Linked DNA regions of Homo sapiens: region 1 is linked to region 2. The links are chromatin loops, found by intact Hi-C in ENCODE. Cell type or tissue: upper lobe of right lung. All regions are shown on one strand.

Region 1 (8,000 bases), 220 kb before region 2:
ATGCCTCAGCCTCCTCAGTAGCTGGGACTACAGACATGCACCACCATGCCTGGCTAATTTTTTTTTTTTGTAGTTTTAGTAGATACAGGGTTGTGCCGTGTTGTCCAGGCTGGTTGCAACCTCTAGCCTCGAGTGATCTGCCTGCCTCGGCCTCCCAAAGTGCTAGGATTATAGGCGTGAGCCACGGTGCCCAGCCAATACTGACAGGATAATTCTAAGAGAATTTCCCCTCATCTGAATCTATCCCAGACTGGCCCTAGAAGAAGGGCAGCTCCTTCTGAGAATGGAAACGGAAGATTTTGGGCGGTTATTCCTACCCAAGTCCTTAGACTGTCGACAGTATTTCTGATCCCGTGCCTGGCTTTTCTGTTTCCTGTGCATGGTGGCGGATTAGGTTTGGATTCAGGTTGGGTTTGGATCTATCATGCAGTGTCTTCTCAGTCCCATTTGTCAAGTTCACTCAGCAGAAACACAGACTATTGATCTGCTTTTGCCAGGGAAGGCTCAGCTGCCTCCAGTGGAGTAGGGAAATTGCTTCCCGTCTCCCTGGCCTCCTTCCTAAAAGCTTCTGCAAATTTCCAGGAGAGCCCTAAGTGGGTCCCTTGCATAGGAAGGCTGGGCCCAGGTGTTGGGATCACCACCACCCTCCCTGTGGCTGGGCAGGATACCCGAGGTAGCCGTGCAGACACCTCGGATCTGTCCGTGCCTGGATGATCCTCTTCCTGCTCGATACCTGCAGTGAGATTGGAGCCATATTTCTGAGTTCTAGCTCTGGGCTGTTCCTGGCTACATAGAGTTGCTTTTGTCTGTCCCAGCTTGTGCATCCCATGGGTCAGGGCTGGGGTCAGAGTGACGTGGCCCTCAGGGGCCAGCCAGGAGCTCGACCAAGACATGCTGGTGCGCGCATCTTCTGACTCAGCTCAAGCAAGGACGCTGGGCTGTTGAGAAGGTGATGGGAAGGGATTAATAGTCCCAGTGTGGTGGAGACGGGCTGTCGCTGGGAGGGTGGGGTGGGCCTGCGGTGGTGGTTGTAACTGTGGACATGTTTACTTTCTTAGCCTGGGTTATTGATACACAGGCGCCCTTGTGTTCCACATCCCCTGTGTCTTACGTATTTCATAATGGATACTTTTTTTTTTTTGAGATGGAGTCTTGCTCTGTTGCCTTGGCTGGAGTGCAGTGGTGCTCTCGGCTCACTGCAACCTTTAACCCCGGGTTCAAGCAATTCTCCTGCCTCAGCCTCCTAAGTAGCTGGGATTACAGGCATGCGCCACCATGCCCAGCTAATTTTTGTATTTTTAGTAGAGACAGGGTCTTGCCATGTTGGCCAGGCTGGTCTCGAACTCTTGACCTCAAGTGATCTGCCTGTCTCAGCCTCCCAAAGTGCTGGGATTACAGGCGTAAGCCACCGAGCCTGGCACATGATGGATACTTTTTTTTTTTTTTTTTTAGACAGAGTCTAGCTCTGTCGCCCAGGCTGGAGTGCAGTGGCCCAATCTCGGCTCACTGCAAGCTCCACCTTCTGGGTTCACGCCATTCTCCTGCCTCAGCCTCCCTAGTAGCTGGAACTACAGGCACCCGCCACCATGCCCGGCTAATTTTTTGTGTTTTTAGTAGAGATGGGGTTTCACTGTGTTAGCCAGGATGGTCTCTAGCCAGGATGGTCTCGATCACCTGACCTCGTGATCTGCCCGCCTCAGTCTCCCAAAGTGCTGGGATTACAGGCGTGAGCCACTGCGCCCAGCCCCATGATGGATACTTTTTAAAAGCTAGTGAGGCCTGACTTATTCCCTGTCCCGCCATCAATGAGACTCCTCACAGATGGTGTGGAGGGAAGCCGCCTCCCTTCGGCCTCCCTTTCCTGAGAGAATCTTGGTGGCTCTGCATCCCCAGTGGCCCTGGACACGCTCTCCCTCTGCGGTCTGTCTATCTGTCTGTCTCCCCTGGTTGGTCGGCTGGGCTCACAGTGAGCCCACCTGGACAAACATGCTGGGCCCCTTCCAGCCCCTCAAGAATCTCATCCTCCCCTGAGGAGGGACTGCTGTGCTCAGGGACGAGACAGAGCCGCCGGGGCTGGGGTTCCCTGAAGAGGCCTTGCTGCGGGAGGGATGGGGCCGAGCAGCTGCTTGTCTCTGTCACCTCTTCTCTCTGTCCTGTTCCCCGTTAACCAAGAAGCACGAACCTCACACAGAGCTCACCCATGTCAGGCAGCTTTCTGGCATCTTCCATGTCCTCATGTATTTAATCTTCAAGCACCCCACTGAGGCAGGTGCTGAGAATCTCCCGTTTTACACGTGGGGAAGCTGAGGCACAGGAAAGGAAAGCGATTTGCCCAGGTTCACCTGCAGTCAAGGGCATGGGCACACTTACACCCCAGACAGCCTGGACCCATGCTGGGACGCGAGAAGAGGGCTGGCAGCCCTGTGAGGCAGGCGGGCAGGAGGCAGGCAGGCCTCCTCCCCAGCTGCCCCAGCACCCGTGTGCCCCCAGAGGGGACGGCTCAGAGTCAGGAGGCTGGTGAGCAGGGCCCAGAGGCGCCTCCTGAGGCGCCATTCATCTTGGCCCCCCTGGCTGTCAGGAACCCCGACTTGCTCTTGATGCAGTGTCTGAGCCTGGGAGGGTCTCGCTCCAGAACAGGTGAGTGGGCTTCTCTAGGCCTCCTGTTGGACACTAGGAGGTGATGGTCATGGTTTCCTCTTCTCTCCTCTAGCTCAGTTTGCCCAGCTGGCCCAGCTGAGCCCCCAGGAGCGTCTGAGCCGGGAGACGGCCCTCCAGCAGAAGCAGGTGTCTCTGGAGGCCTGGTTGCAGCGTGAGGCACAGACACTGCAGCAGTACCGCGTGGTGAGTGGGGTCCTGGGCCTCTCCTGGGCGTGGGTGCCATGAAGTCAGTCTCTGGGGACCCGAGGGAGGGCTGGGACCAGCATGAGAGCAGAACCTGGGAGGGCAGGAGGCCTTTTTTCCTGGGGGCCTTGCGAGGCAGAGCAGCTTGGGGAGAGGGAACGGCCTGGGCCCTGCCCTGCCATTTCCCAGCGAGGCCCTGCGGTGTTCTCTGGGAGCCCAGAAGGGGCTGCTCTCCTCCCTTCCCTCAGGAGCTGGCCGAGAAGCACCAGAAGACCCTGCAGCTGCTGCGGAAGCAGCAGACCATCATCCTGGATGACGAGCTGATCCAGTGGAAGCGGCGGCAGCAGCTGGCCGGGAACGGCGGGCCCCCCGAGGGCAGCCTGGACGTGCTACAGTCCTGGTAATGGTGTGGGGCGGCCAGCGGGCAGGGCAGGAGGGGCTGGTGGGGACCCCGGCTGCTTCTGCGTCCTGTGCTGGCTCCTGCAGCAGGCCCCCTCCATCCTGGGACAGCTCTTGTTTCTCCAGGGAGCCTGGTTCCTCAATCAGACTTTGGTCCCCATCCTGTGCACCTCCCCCAGGAAGGGGGCTGCTGTCCTGGGGGTGGGATGGGGCTCGGGTGTGTGGGGTGATGCTTGGGCTGTTTGGGCCTAGTCAGGGTCGCCCCTCCTGTGTACGTCTCTAATTCTGGGAGGCAGGGAGCTCTGCTCTTCCCATGGGTGGGAAGTGTGGCGAAAGCACAGAGCCTTCCTGGGGGAACGGGAGCTGTGTCTTGGGGCCTGGCGTCTGTGAGGAGAAGCCATTGTCCTCCTGTTGGCCTTGGGGCTCTCGTGCAGGTGTGAGAAGTTGGCCGAGATCATCTGGCAGAACCGGCAGCAGATCCGCAGGGCTGAGCACCTCTGCCAGCAGCTGCCCATCCCCGGCCCAGTGGAGGAGATGCTGGCCGAGGTCAACGCCACCATCACGGACATTATCTCAGCCCTGGTGACCAGGTGACTGCTGCCTGTTTGCCATGCCCAGGAGCTTGGGGCAGCTCCTGCCTGCGTGGGGGGAGCTGCAGGTGCCTTCCAGACCAGCAGATCCACTTCCTGCCTCTCATCCCTCCCAACTCCATCTCCAGTTGCTGTGGCTGCTAGGTGCCGCCCTTGCCCAGTTTCTCCTGTGGACACTGCAAGAGATACCCTGGGCCGCAGCCCATGCCAGCTGCTGTGTTATCTCACTCCCCTCTCCATCCTCTCCCTGGACTCTCACAGCTTCCCCGGGAACAGAGGTTGTGCCCGAGCTCATCACCTCCTGAGCCCCATGGGAGGCAGCCCCACCCCCACCACAGAGGGACTGAGAGCCCTTTCCCCTGCGCCAACCCCTCATCGTGTGTCTGTCCCTGTGTCCCATGCAGCACATTCATCATTGAGAAGCAGCCTCCTCAGGTCCTGAAGACCCAGACCAAGTTTGCAGCCACCGTACGCCTGCTGGTGGGCGGGAAGCTGAACGTGCACATGAATCCCCCCCAGGTGAAGGCCACCATCATCAGTGAGCAGCAGGCCAAGTCTCTGCTTAAAAATGAGAACACCCGCAAGTAATTGTGCCTCTCCCTTCCCCTGCCCAAGCTTAGGTGTGGGGGACCTGCACCCCCCGCTTTGTCCTTGCATCCAGCTATGTCTTGTCCCCTAGTTCACCGTGTTGCCCAGGCTGGTCTCGAACTCCTGGACTCATGCAGTCTTCCCACCTCAGCCTCCCAAAGTGCTGAGTTGATAGGCGTGAGCCACCACACCCAGCCGAGTATCCGTTCTTTACCCTGGGGATGGTGTGGCTGCCGGAGAGCTGAGGCTCACTGCCACTGCCCAGCATTGTGAGAGACTATCACACCACTTTCTCCTGAAAGTGTATTGCTTCACACCATTGTAAATTCAAACAATCATGTCAAACCATCATTAAATCTGGGACAGATGGTACACTGCCTTCCTCCTACTCAGATGCCTTCCCTGTCCCTGCAACAAGCTTGGTGCTAGGCTAGATGCCGTGGCTTACCCCTGTAATCCCAGCACTTTGGGAGGCCACGGTCGGAGGATCACTTGAGCCCAAAAGTTTGAGTTGGACAATATAGGGAGACCCTCATCGCTACAAAAAGTTTTAAAATTAGCTGGGCATGGTGGTGCACGCACTTGTAGTCCCAGCTACTCGGGAAGCTGAGGTGGTAGGATCATTTGAGCCTAGGAATTTGATACTACAGTGAGGTATGATTGTGCCATGGCACTCTACCCTGGGCAACAGGGTGAGACCCTGTCTCCAAAAAAATCACACAAAGTATGGTGTTGTAGCTGTGTTCTAGAACCTGTGCTACGCACTGAGGACAAAACTGTGATCCCAACAGAACTGGGCTGTCTTCTCGCCCAGCCCCTTGAGCAGCAGAGCAGGCAGCAGATGCTGGGAAATGCCTGATGGTGTAGCCATGTGGCAGGGGGATGTGTAGGGCACCGAGAAAGGGGGTCTTCTTGCAGGATTAAAGAAATGACAGTCTTAGGCTCCTGGTGGAATTGGAGGTAGCTAGTGATAGGGAGGGAAGTAGCAGAGAGGGAGGACTTTCAGGCAGAGCCCATGTGCCACATCCTGAGGGAAGAGTACAGAGACATTATGTGTAGCAGAGAGTGGAGAAGTAGTGTCCAGTGTCAGGGCAGGCCACCCACAGCGTATGCAGGGGATGAATAAATGAGTGAATGAGTGATGTGGAAGACATGGCCCCATCCCTTGTCATCCAATTAAAAATGTTTACTGAGGCTGGGCGAGGTGGCTCACGCCTGTAATCCCAGCACTTTGGGAGGTAGAGGCAGGCAGATCACTTGAGGCCAGGAGTTCGAGACCAGCCTGGCCACCATGGTGAAACCCTGTCTCTACTAAAAATACAAAAATTAGCCAGGCTTGGTAACGTACACCTGTAGCTCCAGCTACTTGGACCTCTAGTCCTAACTACCAACTACTCTGAGGCAAGAAAATCACTTGAACCCGGAGGTGGACGTGGCAGTGAGCCAAGATTGTGCCACTGCACTCCAGCCTATGACAGAGCAAGACTCTGTTTAAAAAAAAAAAAAAGGCCAGGCACAGTGGCTCACGCCTGTAATTCCAGCACTTTGGGAGGCCCAAGCGGGCGGATCATGAGGTCAGGAGTTCGAGACCAGCCTGGCCAACATGGTGAAACCCCGTCTCTACTAAAAATACAAAAATTAGCTGGGCATGGTGGTGGAAGCCTGTAATCCCAGCTACTCAGGAGGCTGAGGCAGGAGAATTCCTCAAACCCAGGAGGTGGAGGTTGCAGTGAGCCGAGACTGTGCCATTGCACTCCAGCCTGGGCAACAAAAGCAAGACTCTGTTTCAAAAAAAAAAGTTTACTGATTTCCTACCATGTGATCTGGGGTGAAGATGAAGACAAATGACCTTCTCACTGCCTTTGAGCTTGCATTGCAGCTGGGGAGACTGATGATAATACACTTTAAAAGATCAGGCAGGGCCAACCAGTGATAGACACTGGAAAAGAAGTTAAGACAGAGCAATCTAGGCTGGGCACAGTGGCTCACGCCTGTAATCCCAGCACTTTGAGAGGCTGAGGTGGAAGGATCGTTTGAGATCAGGAGTTCGAAACCAGCCTGAGTAACATGGCAAAATCCAATCTCTACTAAAAATACAAAAATTAGCCAGGTATGGTTGTGTGCGCCTGTAGTCCCAGCTACTTGGGAGGCTAAGGCAGTGGAATCACTTGAACCTGGGAGGTGGAGGTTGTGGTGAGCTGAGATTGCACCATCGCACTCCAGCCTGGGCAAAAAGAGCAAAGCTCTGTCTCAAAAAAAAAAAGAAAAAAGAGCAATCTGCTAGCGTTGGAGATGTGTTTAAGGCGGGGGTGAGGAAAGGTCAGCTTGGTAAGCTTCTCCAGATAAGTGGTCCAGGAAGGCCTTTCTGGGGAGCTATCTGGGCTGAGACCTGAAGGAGGAGAAGGCTAAGAGTGTTTGGGGTGACAGGAAGAGCAAGGGCCAATGTCCAAGCCTGGCATGTTCAGCAGACAGCCAGGGCCAACGGGGCTTGCATGTCCTGAGTGAGGGGAGAGGAATTCAGTGAGGCCAGGGGGGTGGGTAGGTGTTGACCATAGGGATCCTCAGAGACTGTGGTTGTGATTTTTATCTTAAGTGCATTAGAAGCTATTGGAAGTCCCCAAAGCCCTCACATCAATCTTGGTATCGAGGAATTTCTAATGATAGATCCAGACCTCACCACTGGAGACCTTGCCTTGGGTGCTGGGCACCAGGTTGATGGAGAAGTCAGTAACCCAGAAAGACGCCAAGAAACACTCTTAGGGGATACGGGGCAGGGGCTGCTGGCAGGGCTGACCTGAGCGAAGACCCCAGCCCGAGGTGTGGACAGGACCATGCTCCTGGCCTGGGGCCCATGTGGAGCTGGGACCCCCCTCTCCTTTGCAGCGAGTGCAGTGGTGAGATCCTGAACAACTGCTGCGTGATGGAGTACCACCAAGCCACGGGCACCCTCAGTGCCCACTTCAGGAACATGGTGAGGACGGGGCCCACCCTCGGAGGGCAGGTCTGCCCAGAGCTGAGTCCTTGTAAGCAGCCGCCATCTCCCTGTTCCCCTGTCACCTCCCACCCTGCAGTCACTGAAGAGGATCAAGCGTGCTGACCGGCGGGGTGCAGAGTCCGTGACAGAGGAGAAGTTCACAGTCCTGTTTGAGTCTCAGTTCAGTGTTGGCAGCAATGAGCTTGTGTTCCAGGTGAAGGTGAGACCCCCAGCCCTCCTGCCCCCACTGCTCCAGGTCACCCAAGAGGTGGAGGGGCCTGCCTCAGGACTCCTGGCAGCAATGCCATCGGACAGCCTGCTTTGACTCTGTGGGTCCCTGTTTGATAGGTTATAATCTGGGACTAACCCAGACAATTTAGGCAATGGGCTAAGAAGAAGTCGGTTGTAGTTTTTGTTTGTTTGCTTGTGCCTACATTTTGCTGGGAGGGGCTTGTGTTTGGAACTGTGGGTGAGGAAAGTGGGTTGGGACCAGGTGTGGTGGCTCTCACCTGTAATTCCAGCATTTTGGGAGGCAGAAGAGGGAGGACTGCTTGAGTCCAGGAGTTCAAGACTAGCCTGGGCAGCATAGTGAGAACCCGTATCTACAA
Region 2 (8,000 bases):
CCCCTGCCCTGGCCCAGGTTCAAAGCGCCAAGTAGCCACAACTCAGAATGCCTGCACGTTCCCCTCCTAGCCTTATATCTTCTCTCTGGTTTCCTCCCACGACAGTTTGACTTTGGGGACACCATGGTCCACCAGGCCATCCACACCATCGAGTACTGCCTGGGCTGCATCTCCAACACTGCCTCCTACTTGCGGCTCTGGGCCCTCAGCCTCGCTCATGCGCGTGAGTACCTCTCTCCGGGCTCCGGAACTCTAGTTTCCCCCTCTGTGGGCGCACTGTCAGTTGGGGGGCTTAAGTCAAATGGAAATTACATGAAGGTTCTGGAATTATTCAGGTTCCTGAACCCAAGGAGAATGAGTACAGACAGGAGGCTCAGCACTTGTGCCAGGTTAGCTCTGCATGGTGGTCCCACTAAGGCAGTGGGAAGCCAGGATCCAGGGAACCCTAGAGCAGGGGGATGGCAGAGCAAAATTCATGGCCTACAGCTGCCTCTTGCCAAACTGCACTGGATTTTGTGTCTCCCATTCCCCAGAGCTGTCTGAGGTGCTTTGGACCATGGTGATCCACATCGGCCTGAGCGTGAAGAGCTTGGCGGGAGGTTTGGTGCTGTTCTTCTTCTTCACTGCCTTTGCCACCCTGACCGTGGCCATCCTCCTGATCATGGAGGGCCTCTCGGCCTTTCTCCACGCACTGCGCTTACACTGGTGAGGGGCAGTGGGGCAGGGCGGGCATGGGGGTGGATGTGTCCTTAGCTGCGGTGAGAGGGCAGCTTTTCTCCCACACACAGCCCTGCAGCTCTGTGCAGGAAAGATGAGCTGGCCCTGCACTAGCTTCACCTCAGGACACCCCAGCACCGGCATTGCCACAGAGTTTCGGAAAATGGTCACAGAAAAGCACAGCTCAGCCTTCCCTAGGCTCTAGGGAGATGTCCCTGGTGAGTGGTGTCAGGTCCCGCTCCCTGCCTTTAGCTGTCCCCAGTGCTCCTGATTTTGGCTTAAAGGGGCTGCTGGGGTCTTAGGGTTTCTGGTTTTCTCTCTGATGTGTAACTCTTCTGTCTTCAGAACAGTGGAAGCAGCTCTGGAATGTATGTTAAGTGCAGGAAAGGCTAGAACACGCTGCACCCCAGCTTTATCCTCTTTGTTCTGTCATTGTGCCAGGGGTCTTTGAGTTGGACCCCTGGCAGCTCCATTGTGGACCGGAGGGATTCCTGGCTCTATAGGGTGGAGGTCGGTACACTCACGCAGCTTCTTCACATGGGCAGGTTTGGGGTGGTTCTGTTTGTTTTCTTTAATGAAGCTTGTGACTCTTAATGGCTGTGTGTGGAGAGAGCATGAGTTCAGCCTCTGGGACTGGGAGAGCGGGGGTGTGGTCTGGGCTGTGACCACCTCAAACCAGCGTTGCCAGATGTAGCACATAAAAGTACAGTTTGGCTGGGCACGGTGGCTCATGCCTGTAATCCTAGCACTTTGGGAGGCTAAGGCAGGTGAATCACCTGAGGTCAGGAATTCGAGACCAGCCTGGCCAACATGGTAAAACCCCGTCTCTACTAAATATACAAAAATTAGCCAGGTGTGGTGGCACGTGCCTGTAATCCCAGCTACTCAGGAGGCTGAGGCAGGAAAGAATCTCTTAAACCCAGGAGGCAGGGGTTGCAGTGAGCTGAGATTGTGCCACTGCACTCCAGCCTGGGCAACAGAGCGAGACTCTGTCTCAAAAAAAAAAAAAAAAAAATAGGGGAGGGGTTGGGGGCCAGGCACGGTGGTTCACTCCTGTAATCCCAGCACTTTGGGAGGCCGAGGCGGGTGGATCACCTGAGGTGGGGAGTTCGAGACCAGCCTGACCAACATGGAGAAACGCTGTCTCTACTAAAAATACAAAAACATTAGCCGGGCATGGTGGTGCATGCCTGGAATCTCAGCTACTTGGGAGGCTGAGGCAGGAGAATCGCTTGAACCCAGGAAGTGGAGGTTGCATTGAGCCAAGATCGCGCCATTGTACTCCAGCCTGGGCAACAAGAGTGAAACTCGGTCTCAAAAAATAAAAATACAGGGTGTATTTCACATAAACAACAAATAATTTTTTTAGTATGAGTATTTCCCAAATGTGCATGGGATATGCTTATACTAAAAACTGGGGCAGTCTGTATTTTCTGTGGCTGTTCCACCTCAGACTCCACTTCTTTGGGTCTCTATTTTCTCCTTTATGTTGTGATTCTCTTTTTGGGGGTCTCAAAACCCCAATGTCTCTGGAAGTTCTGGCCCCTCTCCCCAGAGGAGCACTCACACACTTCTCCTGTTTTACAAGCATAGGGGTCTGACTCACTGGTGTGCCTTAGAGGCCCCTGGATGGGATGCTCTGTGGTGTTCATGATCTCAAGGCCAGAAGAGGACTATGAATGTCTCTCTTCGTTCTCAAAACCTGAAGAAAATCCAGCATCTGAACCTGAGAAACTCATTCCCCACTCCCCTTTATCTTTGATTATTCTCATGGCTGGGTGACCCCTGAGCCTCCTCAAAGATTCAGCTGTGGGTTTTTCTGAATGATGGGCGGAGAGTGAGGCATGGAAGGGCAAGACGTGGCTAGGGTGCACTCTTCTTCAAAAGCCCTGCTGCGTCAGTAGACCTGGCTTCCTCTGGCCTGGCTCTCTCCCTCCTGGCCTCCCTCCTCCCCACCCAGCTCATCTGGCTGGCCTCCCTGTTCTAAGCTTATCAGCCGACCCCCGCAAGCACACTTCCTCAGCCCTCCTCAGTGCACGAGAACCTCTGAGGACTCACTTTTTCTTGCCCCTTGGCCTCCTTTCTTTTCTTTTCACTCCTGTCTCTTGAGCCCTGGGTTTGAGGGAACAGTGACCACCTCACCTTGATTCCAGCCCACGTGGGTAGCCGGTCATCTCCCTGGGCAGGGCGGGAGCAAGGCACTGTTGCAGAGCAAGGCCGCCTGGGCTTGAGCCTCATTTTGTTGCCAGAAGATTGCTTCCTCCTCAGGCTCACCTGTGGCCTCCCCGTGTCTTCCCAGGTCCCCCTGAACTGAAGTGATGAGTGGCAGGACAGCAGGCTCCGGAATTGGGCGACCTGGGTTGGAATTCCAGCACTGTCACACCAGGCAGGGAACCTGAGCAGAACATTCACTGCCAAGATTACTGTGAGCAAGTAGGAAGTAATGCACACACCAAGTGCTGCCACAGCAAAAGCAGGTGCTCTAGGATGGGTAGTGGCTGCTCTGCTTAAAAGTGGGATGCCCTTACTGGGTGCGATGGCTCACACCTATAATCCCAGCATTCTGGGAGGCTGAGGCAGGCAGATCACCTGAGGTCAGGAGTTCGAGACCAGCCTGGACAACATGGTGAAACCCCATCTCTACTAAAAATGCAAACATTAGCTGGGCGTGATGGTGGGCGCCTGTAATCCCAGCTACTCGGGAGGCTGAGGCAAGAGAATCGCTTGAACCCAGGAGATGGAGGTTGCAGTGAGCCAAGATCGCGCCACTGCACTGCAACCTGGGCGACAGACCGAGACTCCGTCTCAAAACAACAACAACAACAACAACAACAAAAAAACCTGGGATGCCCTAGAGAGAGGGTGTCTGCCTGGGGTCCCCCATAAAAAGACTGCTTTTAGCCTGTCTAGAGTGAGAGAAGACCCCAGAGGAGGCAGAGGATACCATCAGAATGCCCTCAGGTGCTGTTTGCAAGGAACAGCCTCCCCATATATGTCGTATTTATTTTGGCAATAGGAGTATTGGGTAGGAGAGGAAAAAACAGTGCAAACCTCCTTTGTGCAACTTCCAGAATCTCGTCTTTGGAGGGCTGTTCCCGTGACACGAGTGGGGCGCCTCCCCCACCACTAAAACAGAAGTGAATGAAATTGGTGCTTGTGCGCCCCCTCCTGGCAAAATGCGGCTGTGCGTCCAGGATGCCTGGATCTTCCCTGTGGCCCAGGACTGCAGGAGGCGTTCTGAGCTGTGGCCCTCTTACCAGGGGTGGAGCCTCTGGGGCTGCTGAACCAGCTGTAGGGATGGTGCTGCTGTTCTTCCTGGCATCCATCCTAGGCATCTTCATACCTCCCACTTTATCCCTGCTGTTTCCTGATTCAAGGGCTGCCCCATTATACAAGTTCTGGTCTCCTCAGTGGGGACAATAAGAAAAACATTTGATTCGATAACATATAAACCACTAGTGTGAGATTCATGCAGCATCATAGGAAGGGGGGTGATGTGTTTGAAAACAGTGAGCAGGCTAATGTATTAATCTGCTAATTCTGTCTCCTGAGTTTTCTCTCTTTTCCTCCCTCCTGCCACATGAAGTGTGCTTGGCTTCTTACCTACCATAATTAGACATCTTTTCTTCCTCAGAGAAGGCATGAGACAGGGATTTGATTGTAGTTATCACTGTAAACATCAAACTGATTTTTATGCAGAACTATTGCCCCAGGGCATACCTTCCAAGGAACCTGGTCTCTCCTTACCTAGCGAATTCCACATACACATAGATGTACACCTACCTGTACACTCACAGATTGGGTGGTGATTAAAGGGACAGAATCGGGGACCAGCTTCTTGTTAGGAATGCAGTGTTGCCACGGCATGACAGCATGGAGCAGTTGAGGGAATGGCTGCCCAGGAGAACTCAGAACTCTTGAAATGTAGTTCCAGGCTGCCATCATTGCCCTGATATTCAGGCCGTCAGACAGATGTGTGTTGTAGGCCCTGAACGGCACAGAGAGTGGCAGAACAGGCTACATAAACAGCTCAGCCCAGAATTGTCTTTCCAGACTGCCTGCCCTCAGTCACAACCCCCACCAGGGAAGGGAAGCGGCCCCAAGACTCCTTCCTCCTTCACCCACTCGAGGAAACAGAGTTCCTGTTACGTGGCATGAATGATGTCTTTTGGCCCCAGTTAATCCCTCTGAGTCACCAGGTGGCCTTTGCCAAGTGCTGGAGCTGGAAGAGATGATAGAGACACTCATCTGGCGTCCTGAGGCTCTCCTCACAGCTGTTGAATTCTAGAGGTGCATTTCAGTGTCTTGGGGCATGGCAAGACTTTGGAGGCTCCCTGAGCAGAGCAGTGGAGATGCCCAAAAAGAAGGAAGAACCTAGGATGGCAGATGGGGCCCCCCTTGCCCTGGGGAACTTCATGTTTGTACTTTCTCAGGAAGCACACATTTCCCCAGTTCAGCGGGAGAGAGTGGGGAGACTAGCAGGGAAATTGCTTTCCAGCTTTGTGCTGGGTGGTTGGGGTGAGGGTGGCCACGGAAGGAGGTGAAATCAGGCTGACCTCAAGATAGACCCAAGATGTCCCAGTTCTGGCCGCTCTAAGTCTCTAAAGCAGCAGCTGGTGGGAGGGGCAGTATTGGGCAGTATGTCAGGGAGGCCACCTGTCTGCTCACACAGTACAATTGATGTGCCCCTCCCAGGCATATATCCCTCTTCCTCCTTGCTGGGCCCCCATGGGTAGATAAGGTGACTGGAGGGGTGCCAAGAAAAGGGCGGTGCCCCCACAGGCATCTGAAAACAAAGCTGCTGCTCCATTTGCCCAGTTTGAAGATTAGAATGGTTTTGTGATTAGCCAGGAGGGGGTGGGGGTCAGAGTTCTGGACACCTCACTGGAGTCGGGGGTCAGCATACCCTACCAAGGCTGACATTCACTCCTAGGTAATGGCCTGGGACCCTCAGGTGACTTGTCCACTCTCTGGCTATGTATTGTTGAATGAAAAGGGGACATGTAAATCTCGTTTCAGCTGTTCTGAAATAACCCTTGCCACATGGGAACACAGTCTATTCAACATGAAGAATTCAAACCTAACACAAGTGGGTGAGAAGCAGGAACCCACTGCTAGGCCCCACCGCGTTCCCTCAGAGGTGGTCTCAGTAGCTGGAACTTGGAGAAGTAGTTTTGGTGGGGTGTTGGGACGTGGGTGAATCCAGGTCCTGGTTTGGAATTGCTCTGGTGGGAACCGTCAGCTAACGTCAGTTGGAAGCTCTGTGTCCTCCCCCTCCTGAGTCCTGTTTTTCCTGGAGGACCTTGGCCCACCCCTGTGGAATGTGGGGATGTGGGGAAGAAAGCTGACTGCTTTTACTCCCACTCAGAAAATTCGGTTGCGCTCTTCTTCAAGGGGGTGCTCCTCAGCCTGCACCCCAGTGAAGGGGCCTCTGAGGAACTCCCAGTGCCACTGGCAAACAGTCTGTAACCTTTGGGCCCCAGCCACCTCCCAGCCCCTGTTCTCTTAATTCCTGCCTTCTTGGCTTGGAGGGAGGAATCTCCATTTGTAAAAGCTGAGTTAGGGAACTAGAGGGTTCCTGAAGCTTTAAAGCGCCTCAAAGCCCTCACCCTGCACGTGACCTGTCACCTGGAGCCTGCCCCAGCCCCCACGCCTGCCTGTTCTTATAGGGGCTCCGGTGCCTCCAGGGTCACACAGCACCATGTGGAAACTATTCCTCAGGGCAGCTCTCCTTGGCCTTTTTATCCCCTGAATCATGCATTTTTCTGCCCTTATTTGGTGTGGTTTGGTTGCTGGGCAGCTGTCCAGGGTGAGTTTGCAGGAGGAAGCACAGCCAAGCAGCCTCGCTCTGCTTATGGGACAGTCTTCCTCCCACCCTCCCTGAGAGTGAAAGGGCCCCACAGAGACCATCAGGCATGGATGCTGAACTGCTGGGAAGGGAGCTCAGGCTTTTTCTTTTTAGTCCCCAAGAGAAGAATTCTTTCTCAGATGTTTTTGTGGTTGGAGAATATTTTTGCCATTGCTTTGAGAAGACTTCCCCTCCTAACTCCCCCTCTTTCCTTGGAATTTCCTTCCTTAAATGGAAAGCCTTCAACATTCACTCCAAGCTCGCCCTTTTGCTCCCCCAAGGAAAAATAACAAGCAAACAGAGGTGCTTGCCCAGTGTCTCTGGAGGGGCTTCCCTTAGAGGTGGGCTGTGTGATCCCCTGCCAGGAGGGGGCGATGGGGGCCACTTGTTCATTAACGATGTTAGGCTCAAGGTAACTGAACTTTTTTTGCACATGCCTCTCTGCAGAGAGTTGTGCATAAACACACTGCTCGGCAGGACAGAGCAAGATTGGGAACTGAGGGCAAATCCCTTCCTCCGTGCGTCGAACTCTTGATCCCAGGCCTTAAAAGTGGGATCTCTGCACTCTGGGCTTTCTCTAGCTTCCCCAGGGAAGGGAGGCTCGGGGTGAGGTGGGCACGGGGCATCTTTCCTGCCCAACTGTGAAGTCCTAAAAAGCTTCACAAAGTTTCTATTGAATGACAGCTTTCTTCTTCTCTTTCTCCAGGGTTGAGTTCCAGAATAAATTCTACAGCGGGACCGGTTTCAAGTTCTTACCCTTCTCCTTCGAGCATATTCGGGAAGGGAAGTTTGAAGAGTGAGTCCCTGTGAGGGCCGTGTGCCCCATGCTACCCTCCCCGCCTCCCTCCACAGTGATCAGCTGTGCCTCTCTGCCTGTTGGTTGTGATCTGTGGGCACCAGCTCATTCGTGTCACCCTGTCTGTGAGTCATTTAGATAGAATAGTCCTCCTTGGGTCTCCCACCACCCCTAGCTTTGTGTGTAGTGTAGTGATTTTCTGGCTGTCACTCATACTCACTGGGCACCAGCCTTGCCCTCTTAGCCTCCATCCATCCAGACAGCCCTTCCCACCTCCTGGTGGTGAGCCAGTCTGCATTCCCACGCCATCCCAAAGCCCTTTCATCTTCCCCGTGCATTGTAGATGGAAGGAGCACCCATGCCATTCACATCTAGACTTTGAGTTCCCTGCATCTGCCACCGTAGTTTCTAGCAGGAGTAGTGGGGGGAGTAATACAGATTCTTCCCTAGAAGGGGACACTGGTAACATGTCCCACTCTTGGATTAGCAGGGGTGGGTCCAGGAAGATGATATTTGCGTCTTTTGCCCACCCCCCTGGCATTCAGCTGGACCCAACTAGGCCATCATGAGTGGCTTCTCCCTGTCATCCCCAGGGGTCATAGGATATCTACACCGCCTTTCTGACCCCACCCTGCACTC

The links. Hi-C counts contacts between places; a loop is a spot of excess contacts. Peaks named below come from ENCODE experiments on the same cell type or tissue, not always from the same donor. Only the 100,000 strongest peaks of a DNase experiment are listed, where the experiment ranks them.
Region 1: it touches region 2 in a loop (2.9-fold over the local background); 21 of 110 quality-filtered maps call a loop at or near these places.

What each region holds. Positions count from the first base shown.
Region 1 is chr17:42,297,041-42,305,040 of GRCh38, forward strand. STAT5A (signal transducer and activator of transcription 5A) reads left to right here. Exons shown (of 19, transcript NM_001288718.2): 6 at 2,711-2,841; 7 at 3,090-3,241; 8 at 3,675-3,830; 9 at 4,235-4,414; 10 at 7,302-7,389; 11 at 7,490-7,612. Among named protein-coding and RNA genes, the nearest start is that of STAT5A, 13 kb to the left of the region's middle. In upper lobe of right lung, no CTCF peak of the experiment used is centred here; a DNase peak (open chromatin) is centred at 4,251.
Region 2 is chr17:42,513,756-42,521,755 of GRCh38, forward strand. It overlaps ATP6V0A1 (ATPase H+ transporting V0 subunit a1), which reads left to right. Exons shown (of 22, transcript NM_001130021.3): 20 at 106-223; 21 at 534-705; 22 at 7,272-8,000. The coding sequence ends at 7,365. MIR5010 (microRNA 5010) reads left to right here and starts at 433; the gene lies at 433-552. RefSeq lists an enhancer at 2,852-3,351 and a silencer at 3,795-3,844. In upper lobe of right lung, CTCF peaks have their summits at 3,892 (motif pointing left) and 6,912 (motif pointing right); DNase peaks (open chromatin) are centred at 3,886, 4,836, 5,406, 6,506 and 1 weaker place; H3K27ac peaks cover 5,720 bases.